Linked DNA regions of Homo sapiens: regions 2 and 3 are each linked to region 1. Evidence: read pairs that join two places in POLR2A ChIA-PET (ENCODE). Cell type or tissue: OCI-LY7. All regions are shown on one strand.

What was found. ChIA-PET counts read pairs that join two places held together with the same protein. Peaks named below come from ENCODE experiments on the same cell type or tissue, not always from the same donor. Only the 100,000 strongest peaks of a DNase experiment are listed, where the experiment ranks them.
Region 2: POLR2A ChIA-PET joins it to region 1 with 11 read pairs; 11 of 35 experiments call an interaction of 5 or more read pairs at or near these places.
Region 3: POLR2A ChIA-PET joins it to region 1 with 15 read pairs; 3 of 35 experiments call an interaction of 5 or more read pairs at or near these places.

The regions. Positions count from the first base shown.
Region 1 is chr13:50,915,581-50,918,080 of GRCh38, forward strand. The region is part of intron 1 of RNASEH2B (ribonuclease H2 subunit B); the gene reads left to right. Among named protein-coding and RNA genes, the nearest start is that of RNASEH2B-AS1, 6.1 kb to the left of the region's middle. RefSeq lists an enhancer at 1,611-1,760. In OCI-LY7, CTCF peaks have their summits at 199 and 400; DNase peaks (open chromatin) are centred at 191 and 1,371; H3K4me3 peaks cover 2,081 bases; H3K27ac peaks cover 2,341 bases.
Region 2 is chr13:50,084,204-50,086,703 of GRCh38, forward strand. The region is part of intron 1 of DLEU2 (deleted in lymphocytic leukemia 2); the gene reads right to left. The region is part of intron 2 of DLEU1 (deleted in lymphocytic leukemia 1); the gene reads left to right. Among named protein-coding and RNA genes, the nearest start is that of DLEU1, 3.3 kb to the left of the region's middle. In OCI-LY7, CTCF peaks have their summits at 973 (motif pointing right) and 1,174; a DNase peak (open chromatin) is centred at 948; H3K4me3 peaks cover 1,483 bases; H3K27ac peaks cover 1,257 bases.
Region 3 is chr13:51,068,671-51,071,170 of GRCh38, forward strand. No RefSeq gene overlaps it. Among named protein-coding and RNA genes, the nearest start is that of C13orf42, 41 kb to the right of the region's middle. In OCI-LY7, CTCF peaks have their summits at 1,567 (motif pointing left) and 1,790; a DNase peak (open chromatin) is centred at 1,531.

The sequences.
Region 1 (2,500 bases):
GAGAGAGTCCAAGTGTGTTTTCCCTGAGTGGCCATTTCGCTTCTCAGTGTGGGCACCTCAGCCTTCTGCTTCAGAGCACAACCTCCAAACAGTAGAGCATGTCACGTAGGATTTCCAGGCCTTTATTCAGAGCTACCTTTATGACTTCCTTGTCTAAGGATGACTGTTTGCTAAAGCAGAATGGGCCACCCCGTGGCAAGGGGATGTAAGGGATTTGGGGCTGCATGTTCTAGTCCCTGTTTCATTATCTGTCCCCGAAACAGCTAAGCTGGAGGCTGGCTTACTCCTCCGAGGGCCTAGGTCTCAACATTTGGTAAGGCTCTCCTGCATGATTGGCTACCTTTGCCTGATTGTTTTTAAAGATTTTTTGTTATTGTTGTTGCCTTTTAACCTTCTTTTGACCAGTTAACTCTACATTTACACGTTTTTCTCACAGTGGTTTTTTTTTTTGATAACTTTAAATAATTAGAATAATAATATTTACCCAGTATAGAAATTCTAGTAATATGGGGAAAAAAATAAAGAATAAAATAATTTGTCCATCATCCTCACCCAAAATAAAAATTTTGGAGATATTTCTTTCCAGTTTTTTCATGTTGTTTACATTACAAAATGAATTCCAATCTTCTTAAATTTTTTTTTCTTATTTTTCTATTTTTGCCTTTATTTCATTGTTTACCCTTACTACTTATTTAATGTAACACTAAAACACTCAGGGAGATTGGGGTTACATAAAAGTTTATATGGTGCTGTTCTACATAAAATTGGAGAAAGTTCAGTTGATTTAATAGAGGTAGGGGCTGTTTTTTTCCTCTTAATTTTGATAAGGACAGAAACTCACACAGTGATATGAAACAAGTTGACAAAGAGAATTTGTATTTTAGGCTTTGAACATTGAAGAGGTGTAATACTTATTGCTTCAGACAGTAGACAGTACATATTTGGAATGGGTTATCTTTGAAAGTGGATAAAGATTGAAAATACAAATAGGTGCAAAAGAGGTAAAGATACATTTACAGAGCTGTATTGGACCCAATGGCAAACTAGGATGTTTCAAAAGCCATTCAAAGCAGGTTACATTTTTGAGGACAACCATAGCCTCCTGCAAACATCCCTTGGTGTGCTTTCCTGAAACCGGATACTGGTTTGAATAGCCTGTGAGTCTGCCTTAGTATGGAAATTGCCATTTTTTAATGTGGGGTCAGTGCACCTGGGTTGTGTGTTACAAAATCAAACATGAACTTCTTTGGGAGTTCCTTAGCAGGTTCACATCCTCCCAGGAAGGAGCAGGGGTGGTGGAGAGCATAGGACATCTGGCCCTAGGGTGTTGCAGCAGCAGGAGTCCAGGGTTTCTGCCTCTCTGAGTGTTAACTTCCTCTTCTCAAACTAACTTCCTGCATTTAGTGAAAAACTGGTTTCACGTGATTCCCAAGCTGCAGATCCCCCCAGTGTCTGCTGGGAGGGGTCTCTCCTCTTAGTTCCAGTTTGAAACCTTTCAAAACAGCCTTCTGACTGGTCCTGCTGTGGTCACATGCAGTCCCACCCTCCACCACCTATTGTAGCCAGGGAGGGGCAGGCTGTAAGCACAAGGTGGGAGAGGAGGAGGACAAAGTGGGCACTTGAGGCTAAAGAGTGCTTTTCTGGAAGAAGGAAAGGGTACAGGATAGACAGCAGAGGAACTAGCTACCACGTCGTTTCACCAGTGGGACTCTGAGCTCTGGCCAGAAACCTCAGCCACTCATGAGCTGTCTTGCCTATGGCCAACATTAGGGGTTTCTCAGTTGCTGGTAGTCTGTTTGACTGGCTTGTATATAGGTATAGCAGAGGTTTATTTGTATGGAGAATTGGGTTCTAGTTGTAACTTGTACTTGCCTTCATTTAGTCAAAGTTTGTATAATTTTTAGGAAGCCCAGCTTCTAGGCCTGCAACTTCTAGCTGTTATAACTTTGCAAAACACTTTCATATAATTGTATTTGACCCTCTTGATGACCTTGGGAAGCAGTTAAGGCAGGCTTTATTATCACCATTTTGCATATCAGGAAACCAAGACTCAGAGAAGTCAAGTAATCTGTCAACATACAATAGAAATCCAGTGGCAGAGACTGTCAGCTCTCTCAAGTCCTTTTCCAGGACTCCTGCATGTGCCAGAGGCCACTCTGCTGACTGAATAATGATGCCTCACCACTGTGGGAGAGGCCAGAGGACCAGGAAAGGCTGGTCTCAAACTGCTCTCAGTTTGATGACTAGGGACCAGACATACCTCCTTCCCTGGAACCAAACCTGGTTGCTCTCAGTCACCCCAATCAGGTCTGTCTTTTCTAGCACTCCACAATTTTTCCTGCTTCCCACATAGTTCATGCTCCATCCATGCTCCATCTCAGTATGTTTGCTGGTCTTTGTGGCTCTGAGTTGGCTGTGAACCTGAATATTTTTACTAGCTTCTTCACCAGTGCACAGGCTGTTCCTAGAAACATGGTTGTTGATAGGGACAGCCCTGAAA
Region 2 (2,500 bases), 830 kb before region 1:
CCCATGTAGCTGGGATTACAGGTGCGCGCCACCACGCCCGGCTAATTTTTGTATTTTTAGTAGAGACGGGGTTTCACCATGTTGGTCAGGCTGGTCTCCAACTCCTGACCTCGTGATCTGTCTGCCTTTGCCTCCCAAAGTGCTGGGATTATAGGCGTGAGCCACCGCGCTGGGCGGGGTTAGCATTCTTATTCAAGAGCTCCTTAAAATGATAAATCAAACTGACAAATGATTTTTCCCAAATATGAATAATGATCCCTGTTAGGCAAATAAGGATGTTAATTTATTTTACCATCTCATAAGAATAATACCTGGAAATGGAATAGATTTATTGCTTTTTCTGATTGTTAAGGTTAAAAAACCGAGGCCCATCTAAAATATATATAAAGTAAAAATCATCCAAATTTCTAGCATTCAGGGATAACCACATATTGTTTGTACTTTAAAAATATAATGTACCTGTGGGGACAATCAGCTAGGGGGGGTCTGGATAAGTGGTATATTTGGGAGACATGTGTAAAATTGTACTAGAACTTACAAATAGGTAAGTAGCACAATCTGGTTTCCTCACTGTAGAATTTTTTATCTTAGTCCCCTTTTAGATATAATATGTCAAGAGAATTCTAAAGTGATGATGATAAATGATAACATTTATTGAAGACCTAATATGTGTCAGACACTGGGCTAAGCATGTACATGCATTTTTCCATCGAATCATCATGTAACTCATTAAGTGGGTGCAATTATCTCTATTTTGCAGAGACTAAAGTTTATGTGTAAGTCACTTTTAGAAGATTTAAGTCTAATTGTGTTTAAAGTCTTATTTAAGAAAAAATCTTTCATGAAAGCTTCTTGATTTGCTAAAATGGGAGAAAACAAAATCAACTAACATACAGTAGTTCCTATGCCTGAACAGAGAGCCCGATTGTAAAAAACGGTCTTTTGAAAACTAAGAATTTTATATTTGACCACAAGGGGGTGCAAATTCCTGAGTTAAATTTCAAAGGAAAAACGGGAAAAGTGCTTTTACTTTAGACCATCAAATTCGTGGGTTAAAACTAGTAAGAATTCCTGCCTGGAACTTTAATACCCTACAAAGTAATGTACTTTATAAGAAGAAAGAACTCAATTACTTAGGTGCTCAATTAGGGCAGAAGTGTCAGCTTGCTTTCTTCAATACAGTCAAGAGTTAATCATCCCTCCCCCACCCCTTTCCACTCACAGTTAGTTTGTGTCTCTGCATACCCCTCTTTACTTGTCAATAAGAGTAGAACTGAAGTCATAATTTAAAATCTGGGGTTTTGCTCTTGGAAACTGAAATGCAATCACCAGCTAATGGATGCTAAATATGGGTAGTGTGAAGAACAGAGGTCTTGTAATTTCTATGCTTTTTTTCCCTCCTGCTGAAGTTTATAATGAGTAAGCTACAACTGATGCAATGTTGGCTTCAACATATTAACTTATTTAGATAAAACTGTGAAAGCTATAGGTCTGTTCATCTTTCAAGAAAGAATGCAGGCCGGGCGCGGTGGCTCACGCCTGTAATCCCAGCACTTTGGGAGGCCGAGGCAGGCGGATCACGAGGTCAGGAGATCGAGACCATCCTGGCTAACATGGTGAAACCCCGTCTCTACTAAAAATACAAAAAAATTAGCTGAGCGTGGTGGCAGGCGCCTGTAGTCCCAGCTACTCGGGAGGCTGAGGCAGGAGAATGGCATGAACCTGGGAGGCGGAGCTTGCAGTGAGCCGAGATCGCGCCACTGCACTCCAGCCTGGGCCACTGAGCAAGACTCTGTCTCGAGAAAAAAAAAAGAAAGAAAGAATGCAGACAGTACCTTGAAAACAGTATATACTACTGAATGTATTAAAAACTTTGCTTAGCAGGGTTTTCAACTTCCTTTTATTTTCGTGTTGGTCTTGTTTCTCTGAGATGGGACTTAATTTAAAAAATACAACTTTTTTTGGAAATAATTTCAAATTTACAAAAAGTTACAATATTAAAAAGAGTTCAAAGAACATCTATATCATTTGCTTGCTCTTGTACATGGGTGAGTTTTCTTTTTCTCTCTCTCTCCATATACACAGTCTATAAAAAACACACAGAGGAAAAATACAAGAAAAAAACTTTCAACCCATATCAAGGTTTTATGATTATAGTTAAAAATATACATATCAAAAAGTCAAACTAAAATTTTGCAGTGTTGACACTGCCAAACTATTCTTTTAAGGAACATTGGTGTTCTATCAGCTAGTCCAGTGATTTTTGTTTTTTTAAGAGACAGGGTCTCTCTATATTGCCCAGGCTGGCTTCAAACTCCTGGACTCAAGTGATCGTCCATTCAGCCTTACAAGTAGCAGGGACTGTAGGCAAGTGCCACTGCACCCAGCTCAGTGATTCTTAAACTTTGAAAATGTGTTGAAAGTTATAGACCCTTTCTCTAGAATCATGCATGTATGTGAATAGTTTGCATATAGTTTCAGAGGTGGATGATGGTCCATG
Region 3 (2,500 bases), 150 kb after region 1:
CAGTCTACCTCAGACTGCCTGGCTTCTGAGCCGCTGCTGGCTTTCTTTCCAAGGCCTACATCAGCAGAGGAAGGTGTCCCCGGACACAAGACAGGGTGTGGCTGAAGCTGGGCTCCCAGAGGCCCGTCTGTTAAAAAATACGCCCCCACCCCCCACCCCCCAGGCCTGCCAGGTCTCTGAAATTCTCATTCCTTTTAGCTACAACTTGGGAAACTTCTGACAGAATAAAAATATATTCCTTTGGCTGAACAGATTAGCTAGTATTCACCTAAGAAGGAAAAGGACATAGAACAGTTCAACTTTGATGTGTGTGCTTCAGAGGGACTGAGAGGATCAATTTCCACATCAGTCCAAGGCATAGAGTGCTCTCTGAGAGGCAGGCTCTGCAGAGGGAGGTCTCCATCACCTAGGGACCGCAGAGGCACAGAATGAAAGAGTTCAGCTTTACTCGTGTGGCAGGTGGTACTGGGATGGCCTTGAGTTTTCTCCCTTGGTAGGATTAATATCTCATTGAAAGATGTCTTGAGGCTGGGATAACCTGGCTAAAGGTGGAGCTATGATAAACAGCCAGATCTCTTTTGGCATATTTGCGTATTAGAAACTTTAGTATGCAGCAACAACTGAGTCAGCTATCAGTAAGAATCTTCAGGAAAAAAATAACCAGAAGACAGGGCGGTTTGTTTTCCTAAATGTTCATAGTAAGTGCTTGTACTCTTTTCATGCCAGCTGTAATAATAATCACTCACTTTCACCAAGCCTCACAATATGCCTGGCACAAAGCACTTTCCATGTTTTAGAATGAGCCACATGAAATTGCCATTTTTTACAGGTCAAAGACTTTAGAATTGAACGAACTGAACCACTTGCATTTCGTTCTACTTAATATTAATTCAGCCTTACCACAATCCTATAGTGTAGGTCCTATTATCATAAACACCCTTGACTGATGGGAGCATTGAGGTGAAGAGACATGAAGTAGCTTCCTTGAGGCTCCAAAACTAGTTAGTGTCAGAGCTGGTATTCACAACCAGGCCTATGTCCTATATCACCTTCAAGAGAAGAATAAAACTAGCTGCTGTTAACCCCTCTCTTTTTTCTGGAAGAGGTTTAGGCCTGTCTTGGAGTCAGACAATATCTTCAGAAAAAAAATCTCTTTTTCCAGGAATGTCAAAACTCTGGCTTATGTGAGCCCATTTTATTTCATCAGCCACACTGGAAAGTGAGGTTTGATTCACACATGTGGTTGAGTACAATGTTGTGAAAAACACCTGAAAATGGGCTCTGAATGTGGAATTCTGAATCCTTTGATTTCAGACAAGAGGTCCTTTGATTTCCCCTTAGGATGGATGAAACCAGCAAGAACTGAGGCATTTCCTACAGGGTGGTAACCAGCTAGTGAACCCAGCTCACCTCCTCAATTGCTAACGGCCCCATACTCGTTGACAATGATATCTGTGTATTCTAAGAACTAGAGGGCAGGGCTCTTTCCTTTTCAGTTTGATTTTCAAATCTTCAGCGATGCATTAAGAGGACCAGCGGGATTGCTGAGCGTAAAGCGCCACCGTGTGGCCAAAGCCCCACATGCCAACAGGACGCTGTGTAAGTCATTCCCGCAGGAAGGGAGGCAGGAGGTGTGTGGCTCTGAAGACTCACAAATCCTGACCAGGTGCAGGATCATGGCTCAGAGGACTGGGCTCAAGTCTGAGTCTTCACCCTGCAACTGGTACTTGAGGTCTGGAGTAATCATGAAAAAGTCCTCTGTCTTTCCCAAGTGATAGTGCCCCTCAGTGTAAAATGAGGCTACAACCTTCTCCAGGTGCAGTGGTCCCAGAACTGCAAAGAGAATATACATCTGACTTTGTACATTATGTACAGAACCCAGGCAAGAATGGAGGTGAGGTCTCGCAACACTGGCACTCGAGGTAAGGGCTCCTCAAGACCAAAGTCAACAATCTTCAAATCTAACCTAATCTATACTTCCATTTGATAAAGGAAAAGTTGCAAATAAACCAGGTGATCTGGGGACTATATATAAGGAGGCATGACAAAAAAGGATTGTTACATTGTAACCAACTGAATGTAACTTGCAGATTTATGTATTTTGAGAGCCCTAATAATAATAATAATATGAACTGAATATTTATTGTGCTTACTCTGCCAGACACCAGGCCAAGGGCTTTATGTGCATTATGCTATCAGGTGCTCATGAGGGTCCCATGAGCCCAATCTTAACCACAAGTCGGTGCAGTGCTGTCTTCTTCAAAACAGCTTTCTCAGGAGACTGTACTTCCTCCAATTGAAACATTTTGAGAATTTCTCTTTTACAGCTACTTTCAGAGTGTGTGGCACAATTTTTGAATATCCTAAGTGATAGCAAATCAACATTCTTTCATTATGACAATAGTTAACAGTTACTATCTACCAGGCACTTTAACAGGTGTAAATTCATTTAACCTTCACCATGACACTATATGTTAGGAAATGTTATTATCGTGCCCAA